Regions from separate parts of the Homo sapiens genome. Here region 2 is linked to region 1. Evidence: read pairs that join two places in POLR2A ChIA-PET (ENCODE). Cell type or tissue: Caco-2. All regions are shown on one strand. Each heading gives the region's core, and the rest is flanking DNA. Links, peaks and the distances in the headings are about the cores only. Region 1 has its middle 24 kb from the start of RBFOX2. Region 2 overlaps RBFOX2 (RNA binding fox-1 homolog 2).

Region 1 (6,326 bases), core at 869-4,868:
TGTTCATCTTTCACCATTTCCAAGACAGCGACTAGTCTTGAAAGGAATGCCCGAGTACGTTATCAGCCTCCAGACTGGTTGACAGCGTGGGCTGGCTATAGACTCTTCTTGGACTAACACCAGGACTGCTACCCTGAAAGGGCTTCTCTAGAAACAGAGAATTGGGTTGAATACAAATATTCTACTACCAGAATCCCAGTGAGGAAATCTGAGGCATGTGAGTCAAGAGGAGGGATTGACTCTGTCCTATTTTTGTATCGCCAATAGCACCTAGCAAAAGGCTTTCAGTGTAACAGACACTAAGTATGTGTGTGTTGAGCAGTGCCCACTATGTGCTGGGTATTGTCCTAAACAATGTTTCTCAGTGTTATCTGGGTGTCCCTGGGGATCCCTAAGACCCTTTCAGGGGATCCTCAAGGTAAAAAGAAAAAAAGCCGATTGTTATTTACCTTTTTCACTCTAATTCTCTCCTGAGTGCACAATGAAGCTTTCCAGAGGTGACATGATGTTCAGCAGCTTATAGAACGTGTGCCTGGCCAGGTGCGGGGGCTCACACCTGTAATTCCAGCACTTTGGGAGGCCAAGGCAGGCAGATCACCTGAGGTCAGGAGTTCGAGACCAGCATGGCCAACATGGTGAAACCCCGTCTCTACTAAAATTACAAAAATTAGCCAGGCATGGTGGCGTGGGCCTGTAGTCCCAGCTACTCCAGAGGCTGAGGCAGGGGAATTGTTTGAACCCAGCGGGCAGAGGTTGCAGTAAGCTCAGATCGCCCCAGTGCACTCCAACCTGGGCAACAGAGTGAGATGCTGGCTCAAAAAAAAAAAAAAAAAAAAAAAAAAAAAGAACGTGTGCTTGTCATTCTGTTTTTTGAAATTTTCTCTGTTTTAATTTCAAATATGGTAAATATCAACAGATATAACCCATTATAACAAGTTATTTGAAGTCTTCAATAATATTTAACATCAAAATTTTTGAACCAAAAATGTTGAGATCCACTATTCTAGAGGATAGAAGAAGCTAATAAGAACTATTAAAAAAAAAATAGAGCAGAGTAAGAGGAATTGAAAGGGCCTGGGATGGGTGTGAGTGATGGGGGACGGGTAGCTACCAGCATTAAACAGAGTGATAGGAGAAATAAACCTATAAATCAAATATCTGGCTGGGCATGGTGGCTCACACCTGTAATCCCAGTACTTTGGGAGGCCGTGGCAGGCGGATCACCTGAGGTCAGGAATTCAAGACCAGCCTGGCCAACATGGTGAAACCCTGTCTCTACTAAAAATTCAAAAATTAGCTGGGCGTGGTGGTGGGTGCCTGTAATCCCAGCTACTCAGGAGGCTGAGGCAGGAGAATTGCTTGAACCCAGGAGGCAGAGGTTGCAGTGAGCCAAGATAGTGCCATTGCACTCCAGCCTGGACAACAAGAGTGAAACTCATTCTCAAAAAAAAAAAAAAAAAAAAAAAAAATCTGATCTCTGAGTTGTCACTTAAAATCCCCTAATTTTTCCTAGATTTAAAGGTTTTTATTGTGAATTGAATCATAAATATATAAGAATTGATAGGCCAGGAAGTCAAGACCAGCCTGGGCAACAAAGCAAGACCCCATCTCTATAAATTAAAGCATAAAAATAAATAAATAAGAAATAAAAGGGGTGCAGTGGCTCATGCCTGTAATCCCAGTATTTGGGGGAGGGTGAGGCAGGAGGACTGCTTGAGATCAGGAGTTCAAGAACAGCTTGGACAACATAAGGAAACCCTGTCTCTCTCTCTCTCTCTTTTTTTTTTTTTGTTTGAGACAGAGTCTCGCTCTGTCACCCAGGCTGGAGTGCAGTGGCACAGTCTCCCTTCATTGTAACCTCTGCCTCCAGGGCTCAAGCGATTCTCCTGCCTCAGCCTCCCAAAGACCCTATCTCCATACAAAAATTAAAAAAAAATTAAAATAAAAATATTTCTAGCACTTAAAAATTCTACCATAGGCCCTCCAAGATAACATCACTTTCTAGTCCTACAAGGGTAACCTCTATTCAGATTTTAAAAATTAGTTCATTGGCTGGGGTGCGGTGGCTCATGCCTGTAGTCCCAGCACTTTTTGAGGCCAAGGCAGGCAGATCACCTGAGGTCAGGAGTAGAAGACCAGCCTGGCCAACATTGTGAAACCTCGTCTCTATTAAACATACAAAAATTAGTGGGCATGATGGTGGGTGCCTATAATCCCAGCTACTCGGGAGGCTGAGGCACGAGAATCGTGTAAATCCGGGAGGCGGAGATTGCAGTGAGCCGAGATCGTGCCGTTGCACTCCAGCCTGGGCAACAAGAGCGAAACTCCGTTTCAAACAAACAAACAAACAAACAAAAAATACAAAAATTATCCAGGTGTGGTGGTGGGTGCCTGTAGTCCCAGCTACTTGGGAGGCTGAGGCAGGAGAGTTGCATGAACCTGTGAGGCAGAGGTTGCAGTGAGCCAAGATCATGCCACTGCACTCCAGCCTGGGTGACAGAGCAAGACTGTCTCAAAAAAAAAAAGAAAAAATTTATTTATATTTTTGTAGAGAAAGGGTCTCACTATATTGCCCAGGCTGGTCTTGAACTCCTGGCCTCAAGTGATCCTCCAGTCTCAGCCTCCCAGAGTGCTGGGATTACAGGTGTGAGTCACTGAACCAGGGCTCTATTCTGATTTTTTAGTTAAACATTCCCTTGCACTCCTGTGCAGTTTTACTATCTATGTGTATCCATATCTTGTTTGGTTTTGGAAAACGAAGAAGCAAGCTCAAAACATGGTAAGTAAAAGGCAATATTGCTACTACTAGGTAAGGTTTCCTAGGAGAAAATGGGCCGAAAGTGTGGATCCACGGTCTGGCTCCAGCTGTCTGCAAGAGGGGCTTCCAGGGAAGTCCGTGGATATGGGGGCCTCTGAAAGAGCTGTAGGGTGAGCTGTGAACTGCAGTCTGGCAGAAAAACATTCAAGGAGAGGAGCCTGCTCCATTTTTTGGTTTGTTTGTTTGTTTCGCTTCTCCGCTCATTGGTCTATCTTCAGGTCTCTGGAGCGGGCCAAAGCTGAACACTAACACCAAGCTGAAACGCCTGCAGGGAGAATAGAAACTCTTCTAGCACCTGGTCAAGGCAAGTCAGCCCTAGACAACAGTTAAAACTCCACGTCTCTCAGCATTTTCTTCCTTGAACTCAAGCTAGGATCTTGGTGGTAACACCCAAACATGTCTGCCTATCTGCTGAGTCACAGGACTTCCTGGGGACTGGTTGGACTGGTTGCCCTCCCTCCACACTGTCTGGGGTATGACTGTCACTCTCTCATGTAGTAGACCTCTGGCTTACTGAACCCACATCTTCTCATTCCCTAATCTGTACTCTTTGTTTCAATGGAGCTTCTCCTCCTGTAGCTTGCCAAGAAAGCCTGCGTGGGAAAGTATTTTGAGATCTTAGATGTTTGGAAATTTTTATGTCTAAACATTTCAAATATTCATACCTGGTTAATACCTGCACTGATAATAGAATTTTACATTACAGATTACAGATCGTTTTCATTCCAACCTTTGACAGCATTGGGTCATCGTCTAGCCCTCAGTGTTGCTATGGGAATACTGAAGCTATTCTGATTCTGTGTTTCCCTCTCTGGAAGCTTATAGAATCTTCCTTTTTCCTCTCAGGATTCTGAAATTTCACAGCAACGTACCTTAACTTGGGTCTATTTTCATCCATCTTGCTCAGCACTTGTGAGGGTTCTTCAGTGTAGAAATATGCATTCTGCAAAATTTCTTGAGTTGATCATTAATGATTTCCTCCCCATTCTCTCTGTTCTCTTCTAGAACCCCTGTTATTCTGATGTTGGATCTCCCAGACTGGATTCCCTTCCTTTCTCTTCCCTTCCCTTCTCTTCTCTTCTCTTCCCTTCCCTTCCCTTCCCTTCTCCCTTCCCTTCCCCCTTGCCTTCCCTTCCCTTCCCTTCTCCCTTCCCCCTTCCCTTCCCTGCTTCTCCCTTCCCATCCCTTCTCCCTTCCCTTCCCATCTCTTCTCCCTTCTCCCTTCCCATCCCTTCTCCCTTCCCTTCTCCCTTCTCCCTTCCCATCCCTTCTCCCTTCCTTTCTCCCTTCCCTTCTCCCTTCCTTTCCCTTCCCATCCCTTCTGCCTTCCCTTCTCCCTTTTCCCTTCCTGTCCCTTCTCCCTTCCCTTCTCCCTTCCCTTCTCCTTTCCCTTCTCCCTTCCCTTCTCCCTTCCCCCTTCCCTCCTCCCTTCCCTTCTCCCTTCCCCCTTCCCTCCTCCCTTCCCTTCTCCCTTCCCTTCCCTTTCCTTCCCTTCCTTGACCTGCCCTTCCCTGCCCTTCCCTCCCCTCCACCTTTTATTTTCATTTATTTTCTTTTCTTTTCAGAGACAGGATCTCACTATGTTGCCCAGGCTAGTCTTGAACTCCTCCACTCAAGTCATCCTCCCACCTTGGCCTCCCAAGGTGTTGGGATTATAGGTGTGAGCCACCGCACCTGCCTTCTTTCCTATTTTCAGTCTCTTTGTCTTTGTTGCTCTAATTTCTCTTCTTTCTTTTGTTTTTTTGCTCTGTCACCCAGGCTGGAGTGCAGTGGTGAGATCATCTCCCTGCAGCCCCGAACTCCCGGGCTCAAGCGATCCTCCTATCTCAGTTTCCCAAGTAGCCAGGACTGCAGGTACATGCCACCATGCTTGGCTAACTTAAAATTATTATTATTTTTTTAGAGACAGGGCTTTTTTTTTTTCTGTTTTGTTTGTTTTTGGTTTTTGTTTGTTTGTTTTTTGACACGGAGTCTCGCTCTGTCACCCAGGCTGGAGTGCAGTGGCGTGATCTCAGCTCACTGCAAGCTCCACCTCCCAGGTTCACGCCATTCTCCTGCCTCAGCCTCCCTAGTAGCTGGGACTACAGGCGCCCGCCACCATGCCTGGCTAGTTTTTTTGTATTTTTAGTAGAGACGCGGTTTCACCATGTTAGCCAGGATGGTCTCTATCTGCTGATCTGCCTGCCTCAGCCTCCCAAAGTGATGGAATTACAGGTGTGAGCCACTGCGCCTGGCCAGAGAGAGGGCTTTTTTTATGTTGCCCAAGTTGGTCTTGAACTCCTGAGCTCAAGTGACCCTCTTGCCTCGGCCTCCCATAGTGCTGGGATTACAGGTATGAGCCACCGCACCCGGCCCTTGCTCTAATTTCTTCAGTGGTTCCTCAACTTGATCTTCCAACCCTTTTATTGATTTTTTAAAGCGTCAACAATCCTATCTTTAATTTCTAAAGCTCTTTCTAAATCTTTGAATGTTACCAAACGGAACCCTGTTTTTGTTTCAGTTGTGGGATGCAATAATCTTTTATCTCTCTAAAGACAAAATGATTTTTTTTTTTAACTCCATGCATGGTGTTTGGTGTCTGTTTCTTTTTTGTTTTTTGAGACAGAGTTTCACTGTTACCCAGACTGGAGTGCAGTGGTGCAATCTCAGCTCACTGCAACCTCCACCTCCCGGGTTCAAGCGATTCTCCTGCTGCAGCCTCCCAAGTAGCTGGGATTACAGGCACACACCACCAAGCCTGGCTAATTTTTGTATGTTTAGTAGAGATAGAGGTTTCACCATGTTGGCCAAGCTGGTCTCGAACTCCTGACCTCAGGTGATCTACCCGCCTCAGCCTCCCAAAGTGCTGGAATTACAGGCGTGAGACACCATACCAGATCCATGGTGTCTGTTTCTTCCTGGTTGCTTTGATCCTGTCTGGTCCTGTCTGTTTTGGTTTCTCTCTTCCATGTTCAAGGTTTTTCTTCAATGTGAGGTATTTCTTAGCTCTCTTCTCAATAAAAAGCTACAAAGTTAATTGGGAGCTTGAGCACCAGGCACCATCCACTCAAACTTTGCAGCAGGGTGGTCTGGGTGGCTATTTGCTGGGAAACCCAATCCAGTGTTCTTGTTTTCTCTTTAAGCTAGTCATCTTCCGGTCCTCTGCCTGGGGGGTAAGGGTTTGGTTGTCAGGGTCCCAGGAAACAAGCAGAGTGGCAGGCCTGGAAGGGTATGCGTATGGTGTTGCCACGTTCAACATTAAGATACATTTGACTCCTTTATCCCTGGCTTTTCTGAGCAGTACTCATGTCCTCAATGTGCCTGGCATCCCCCGATTCAGAGCAGCTTTGTTTTACCCTCTCCTGAGAATAATCTTCCAGACTTCCGCTGTGGGGGCGCGGGGGTGTGAGGTGGGAGGGGATCTAGGGGTCTAAGAGCTTCCTAAATAACTTCCCCCACCAGTCTTTCTTATTTTAGCACCACCATCACCCCCTTCACTCGCAGAGGGACCTGGCGCTGCCAGCTCTCT
Region 2 (6,326 bases), core at 1,096-5,095, 240 kb before region 1:
CATGATTGCATCACCCTAGCCTGGGCAACAGAAAGACCACGTCTCTTAAGGGAAAAAAAAAAAAAAAAAAGGCTGGGTGTGGTGGCTCACTTCTGTAATCCCAGCACCTTGTGAGGCTGAGGCGGGCAGATCACTTGAGGTCAGGAGTTCAATACCAGCCTGGCCAACATGGTGAAACTCCATCCCTATTAAAAATACAAAAATTAGCCAAGCATGGTGCCAAATGCCTTTAATCTCAGATATCTTGGAAGCTGAGGCAGGAGAATCGCTTGAACTCAGGAGGAGGACATTGCAGTGAACTGACATCGCTGCCATTAAACTCTAGCCCGGGCAACAGAGTGAGTGAGACTCCATCTCAAAAGATAGAAAAAAAAAAAAACCCCTCTCTTTAGTTCTTAGAAAATATGTTATGAAAACTTTAAATTTTTTTGGAAAAAGTCTATCTTCGTCACCCATCACCATATAACTTCTTTACGTTATTTCTAGGTTAGGATAGTTTTTATGATGTCTTTATAGCTATTCTGGGCATCTGACGAGAGATATAAAATAGTTATCTCCCTTCCCCTTCAAATTATTCAATGCTCTATCTCTCTGTCTCTCTCTAGCCATATGAAACATACTGCTTCAGAAGCCCTCGCTGAATCTACTGGCCTGAAGACAGACATGAAAAAGAATTGAATTGGAATTCAGGTGGACTGGTGAATGAAACACAATAAGAGCACCAAAGGTCTTATGCCCACATCAGGCATAAATATAATCTCACAGGAATCCATAAGAAAGTTCTACTAAATAATTGGTAAAAGCTAAAAGATAGAGTTTTCAAGTTAGGATTAACAAGGCCAAGGCGACTTTCTCCTGCTCTGACACTGCTCCTTTCAGCCTCCTCGTTTTACTCCAGCCTCCATTCTCCACCCCAGCCTGCTGGGAATGAGACTCTGGCACACAAGTACACAGTATGAATTCTCTCACAGCGTTATTCTCAACAGGGCTGACTCAGATAACTGAATAAACACATCAATTAGCAGTGGGAGATGGGGAGAAAGGTAAAAACATTTCCTGCAATCCACTTGTAGCCTAGGCACTAGGCGTTTTACAGAAATGCAAGCCAGGCAGAGGCTCTGTTTTCCTAGAGGGGTTATGTACCTCCCTTAAGAGGTCAAGAAGAAATTCTTAGTGGATTATTTTGTTACTTACAGAAATTTCTTTTAAAATTTTTGTTAAAAATGTAACAACAATTGTTTATATATTAAGGGAATGAAATTGGGATAGGAGTGATTTAACATTTTCTCTCATATAGCATGCAATGTCTGAATATTTCCCCAAGTATACATTATTAAAAATGTCAAATGGTTTCAGATTTGTATTAAATTTCCAGGCCATATTCCAAAGTTCTATGCTCAGAAGAGAAGTACAACAGCCTTCAGCAAACTATGAGATAACAGTTCACATGAGTATTTCTAGGTATGAATTTACCTCTATACTTATATAAAAATGTTTTGTTTCTATTACCAGAGGCTAAGCTGCTTAAGTATATCTCATCTGAGAAAAGAAATTACTAGCTTTCTCTTTAGTCCACAAGGCTAGACAGAATAGCTCTTTTCCCTAACCTAGCAATTTATAAACTTTCTTCTGTTTCCAGTTAAAAGTAATTCCTTCCTTTCCTATATTCTTATAACATTTAGCTTGCATCCCCTATAAGACATTGAAATCTAAAGCCTCATACTTAGCAAACGTAAATATGTATTTTAACTCCCCTATTAGATTAAAAGGCTCATTATGATGGGTGGAGACAGTCCTGTACAATGTAGAATCCCACATCGTACATAATAAATATGAAGTGTTAAACATTTATGAAATAGAGGAAGACTGAGATAGAAAGTCAGGTGTGTGCACATTACAGCAAACTGCTTTGTTGGGCTAGAGAGCATAACAAGGGATAACACAGAGTGAAACAAGTGTTGGTATCTTGGGTTGATATCAAACTGGAGTGCAGGGATGGGAAAGTAGAAGTGGGGAAGCATTAGGAAAGCAAAGAATCAACATTTACATGCTTGTGCTTTATGCACTTAATTTCCTTCTGTCTTACAAACACAGGCTTTAAGAGTTGTTGACCAGCTGTGAGTGAAAATCAAATGTAACTATTAATTTCTGAGTTGAGAATGATGTCTTTCTCTTTTAAACCACAGATAGTAACAGAGGCGATACATATTATATACAGCCTTTTGGTGTACAATGTGAAATATGCTAAATGTTTTCATTCTGAATTCAAACATACAGTTGTCCCTTCATATCTGCAGGTAATTGGTTCCAGGAACCTCCCAGCCCCCGCCCACCACAGATGCCAAAATCCTTGGATACTCAAGCCCTTTATATAAAATGGCATAGTATTTGCATATAACCTACTTACACACATCCTCTTGTGTACTTTAAATCATCTCTATATTACTTATAATACCTAGTACAATGTAAATGTTATGTAAATAGTTGTTATGCTGTAGTGTTTAGAAAATAATGACAAGGCCCTGCATGGTGGCTCATGCCTGTAATTCCAGATCTTTGGGAGGCTGAGGAGGGAGGATCACTTGAGCCCAGGAGTTTGAGACCAACCTAGGCAACATAGTGGGATCCTGTCTCCACAAAAAATTTTTAAAAATTAGCTGGGCATGGTAGCATGTGCCTGTAGTCCCAGTTGCTCAGGAGGCTGAGACAAGAGGATCACTTGAGCTTGGGAGATAGAGGCTGTGGCGAGCTATGATTATGGCACTGCATTCCAGCCTGGGCGACAGAGTGGAACCCTGTCTCAAAAAAAAAAAAAAAAAAAAAAAAAAGAAAAGAAAAGAAAAAAGTGTCAAGAAAAAAGAGTCTGGTCAGGCCAGTGGCTCACAGCTGTAATCCTAATGCTTTGGGAGGCCAAGGAGGGAGGATCTCTTGAGCTCAGGAGTTTGAGACCAACCTGGGCAATGGGAGACCCTGTCTCCTAAAAAGAAACAATGTCTGTACATGTTTAGTACAGACACAGTCATCCAATTTCCCACCCTAATTTTTCAATCCGCAGCTACTTGAATCCACAGATGCAGAACCCGTGGCTATGGACAGACAACTATAGTATTACAGTCGTCAAACAGGAACCCATTCAACAGTCTATTGCCTTACCCACAGCAATCTCAGAGGTTCAATCATCACCTACCGACAGGTGACTTTCAGTGTTTTTTCTAGGTCCAACCATGTGCCTTCTCCCCAGTTTACATGGAATGTAGTAAAACAGAAGAAAGCATGAACCTAAAAGTCAGACTTGAGTTTAAATTCCAATTATACCACTTACCAGATGGGTTGTTTACTTCAGAGGTGGGTGTGAAAATTAATTGAGAGAGCAGGTGAAACTGTTTTGTTACTGATTCTTTAGCATATTTTCTGTTCCTACTGAATTATTCTGAATATTATTTAAAACCTATGCACAGTACTGTAAGAGAACACAGAAATGACCCAAAATATAATTGTCTTCATATTTCTAGGATAACTAAAGTCTATGTAATCTTTGAGAGAGAAGGGTGTATTTTTGTTTATATCTTCTCATTTATTCCTCAACTTCATTCTAATTTTCTCAGTTTGGTCACCTTGAGTCCCACTTATATACATAAACTGCTATTGTATTGCTTCTAATCAACAGGCTGCAAATCCTAAAAGCTTCTCAATTCCCATACCACATATATGGTCAGAATGGATCATGCACACAAACAGATCAATATTAATTTTATTCACACCATCATAAAAGAATCACTTCATTATTTTGGTAGAGCATATTCTCACCAGTTTATTACCACTGACAATGTCACTAATAGTTTTTCTAGTGCTATTTATAAATGGAAATTAATTTTCTAGGATTATAATACAAATAAAATGTTTTTACTTTTAAGTATTTTTACAAATTATATCATTTTGATCCCTTGGGATTTGCTTAGATGGGCTCAGATTTCAAACTCTATTTGCCTTTGTTTAAAAAAAAAGAGTACCTAGGCAAAGGCCTGTCATTCTCAGATCTGGTACTAAAAGCAGTGGCTTCTGCCCAGCTGTCTGTGACAAGAGGAAAATAACAGCTATATAACTGTTCTCTCAGAAAGATAAGAAGACAACACTGGATTTAAAATCATCTAGGATCCGTTTTTTTAAAAAAATTAACTCTGTAGAAGAACAGACCAGGAAAATCCAGATAAATAAATCAGATAAACACATACAAAGACAAAACAATGCTCATTTGCAAGACTTAAAGCAAAATTACTCTAGATTCTTAACTTACACAAATACTTAAATCCCAAATCTCCTTCCTTCAGTATCTAAAATATTCTCGTTTTTTGTTTTGTTTTGTTTTGTTTTTAAGTCTAAAGACAACCAAGCTATTGAACTGTTCTTAACTTTTTTTTTAAACTACCATAACCTAGAGGAGAGCTGTAGGGTAGAATTGTTTTGCTTTTCTCACCTCAAGAAAGTTTCACAATTTTGAGCACCCAGAGCAGACAAAAGTGTTAAGTGTCTAATAATCCTGAATACATTTCTGGTAAGTTAGGTAAAAGTAATACATTTTCTCTTTTACAATACATCTGAACTACACTCAGAGCCATAAGATGTTAGGCAACTTGTAGGTAAATGTGATGTTGAGAGGAAAAATCTATACAATGAAATCTCCATGTAGTCTCCAAATATTTACCTTCAGGTTGAATTCTAAGAGTTCGCTTTTCACTTGGTTGTCTGGAACTTACTGAATGGCCAAGATCCCAAGGAAGCTCATGGAAACAGATTCAATGATTATATAATAAGGATTACTGTAATAAAAACCAATCGCCATTGAAGTATTAGTTTAAGAAAAAAATGTCTAATTTCGGGTAAGGAGTTCAGACACACCCATTCCTGCTTCAGTCTCAACAGTAAGATGCAGTAAGAAACTACTTCCATACAACCCAGCTCCTCACACCTACCAACTCATCTTTTACCTTGTTCTTTGAAAGCAAAGATGACCATATTTTATTGCGTATAACACCCATTCAGGGAACATATTTAAAAATGCACATGTCAAGATCCTTTCCCCATAGATTAGGATTCAGTGGGTTGGAACAGGACCCTGGTACTTACTGGTGTAGATGGTTTGGGTCCCACATTCTGAGAAACACTGACTTAGAGGCTTTGGCTGGCAAAATGGGAGAGAATTATGGTTACAGCATGCCTCCAGGACATGTCCTGAAGCATCTACACCTTTAGAAGAACAGAGTCAGTTAAGAGATTAAAGAGGGCATAGAGGCTAGGCCCCATGGCTCCCAAGGTAATTCCAGCACCTTGGGAGGCTGAGGCATGCAGATCACATGAGGTCAGGAGTTCAAGACCAGCCTGGCCAACGTGGTGAAACTCCATCTCTACTAAAAATACAAAAACAGCCAGGTGTGATGGTGCACGTCTGTAATCCCAGCTACCTGGGAGGCTGAAGCACGAGAATCACTTGAACATCGGAGGCAGAGGTTGCAGTGAGCCAAGATCGCGCCACTGCACTCCAGCCTGGACAACAGAGTAAGACTTTGTCTCAAAATAAATAAATAAATAAATAAATAAATAAATAAAAAGAGAGCATAGATGATGAGAGGAAGGCAACAGTGGCTATAAATGTAAGTTTCCTAAAAGTAGAGGGTTACCTTCTTATATGGAACCTGCAGCTAAGAGAATAAACACTAGTTGTTTTCTAAAGTGCAAATCTACTGAAATGTAGGCCTCACAATGGATCCTTCTTTTAGCGTGGGTATAACTAAAGAATCAGGACCAAAAGATGAGTGTGCTGCAGTCATGTAAGGGGGCGTTGGAATTCAGGAACACGACCAGTACAATCTTGAGCTCTTATAAACAGACAATTAATAAAATAAATTTTTAAAAAACCAGGCAATACAATATAAATCCTTGCTTAGAATACCAATAAATGACACAAGCTGGTATATGTAAATTTAAGGGCAGTTACAGGCTTGGCCAACAAGAATATTGTAAACTTGCCTCCAAATCACTTGTCAACACACACACACACACACACACACACACACACACACCCCTCTTCTGAATTACTCAGAGGGAAAAGCCAGTCCGGTCTTTCCCTTGAGGCTGAGTTTTGAAATCTCACAGCAATGAATATTTAAACAGGAAAATAAATATTTCAGAACAAAGTCATTCAAACCTATAGTCTATTAGGTGAAAAGCAACAAACCCTGTAATAGTCTTAATATTTCCAACCTCTTAAAAGCTCTTTCCTCTATTTCTCCTTAAACAAGTATTTAGAACCTCAAACATTCATGAATCAT

Evidence for each region. Peaks named below come from ENCODE experiments on the same cell type or tissue, not always from the same donor. Only the 100,000 strongest peaks of a DNase experiment are listed, where the experiment ranks them.
Region 2: POLR2A ChIA-PET joins it to region 1 with 5 read pairs; 2 of 35 experiments call an interaction of 5 or more read pairs at or near these places.

The regions. Positions count from the first base shown.
Region 1 is chr22:36,049,542-36,055,867 of GRCh38, forward strand. No RefSeq gene overlaps it. Among named protein-coding and RNA genes, the nearest start is that of RBFOX2, 24 kb to the left of the region's middle. RefSeq lists an enhancer at 2,485-3,684. In Caco-2, for the core only: no CTCF peak of the experiment used is centred there; a DNase peak (open chromatin) is centred at 3,260.
Region 2 is chr22:35,811,909-35,818,234 of GRCh38, forward strand. The region is part of intron 2 of RBFOX2 (RNA binding fox-1 homolog 2); the gene reads right to left. Among named protein-coding and RNA genes, the nearest start is that of APOL5, 97 kb to the left of the region's middle. In Caco-2, for the core only: no CTCF peak of the experiment used is centred there; no DNase peak of the experiment used is centred there.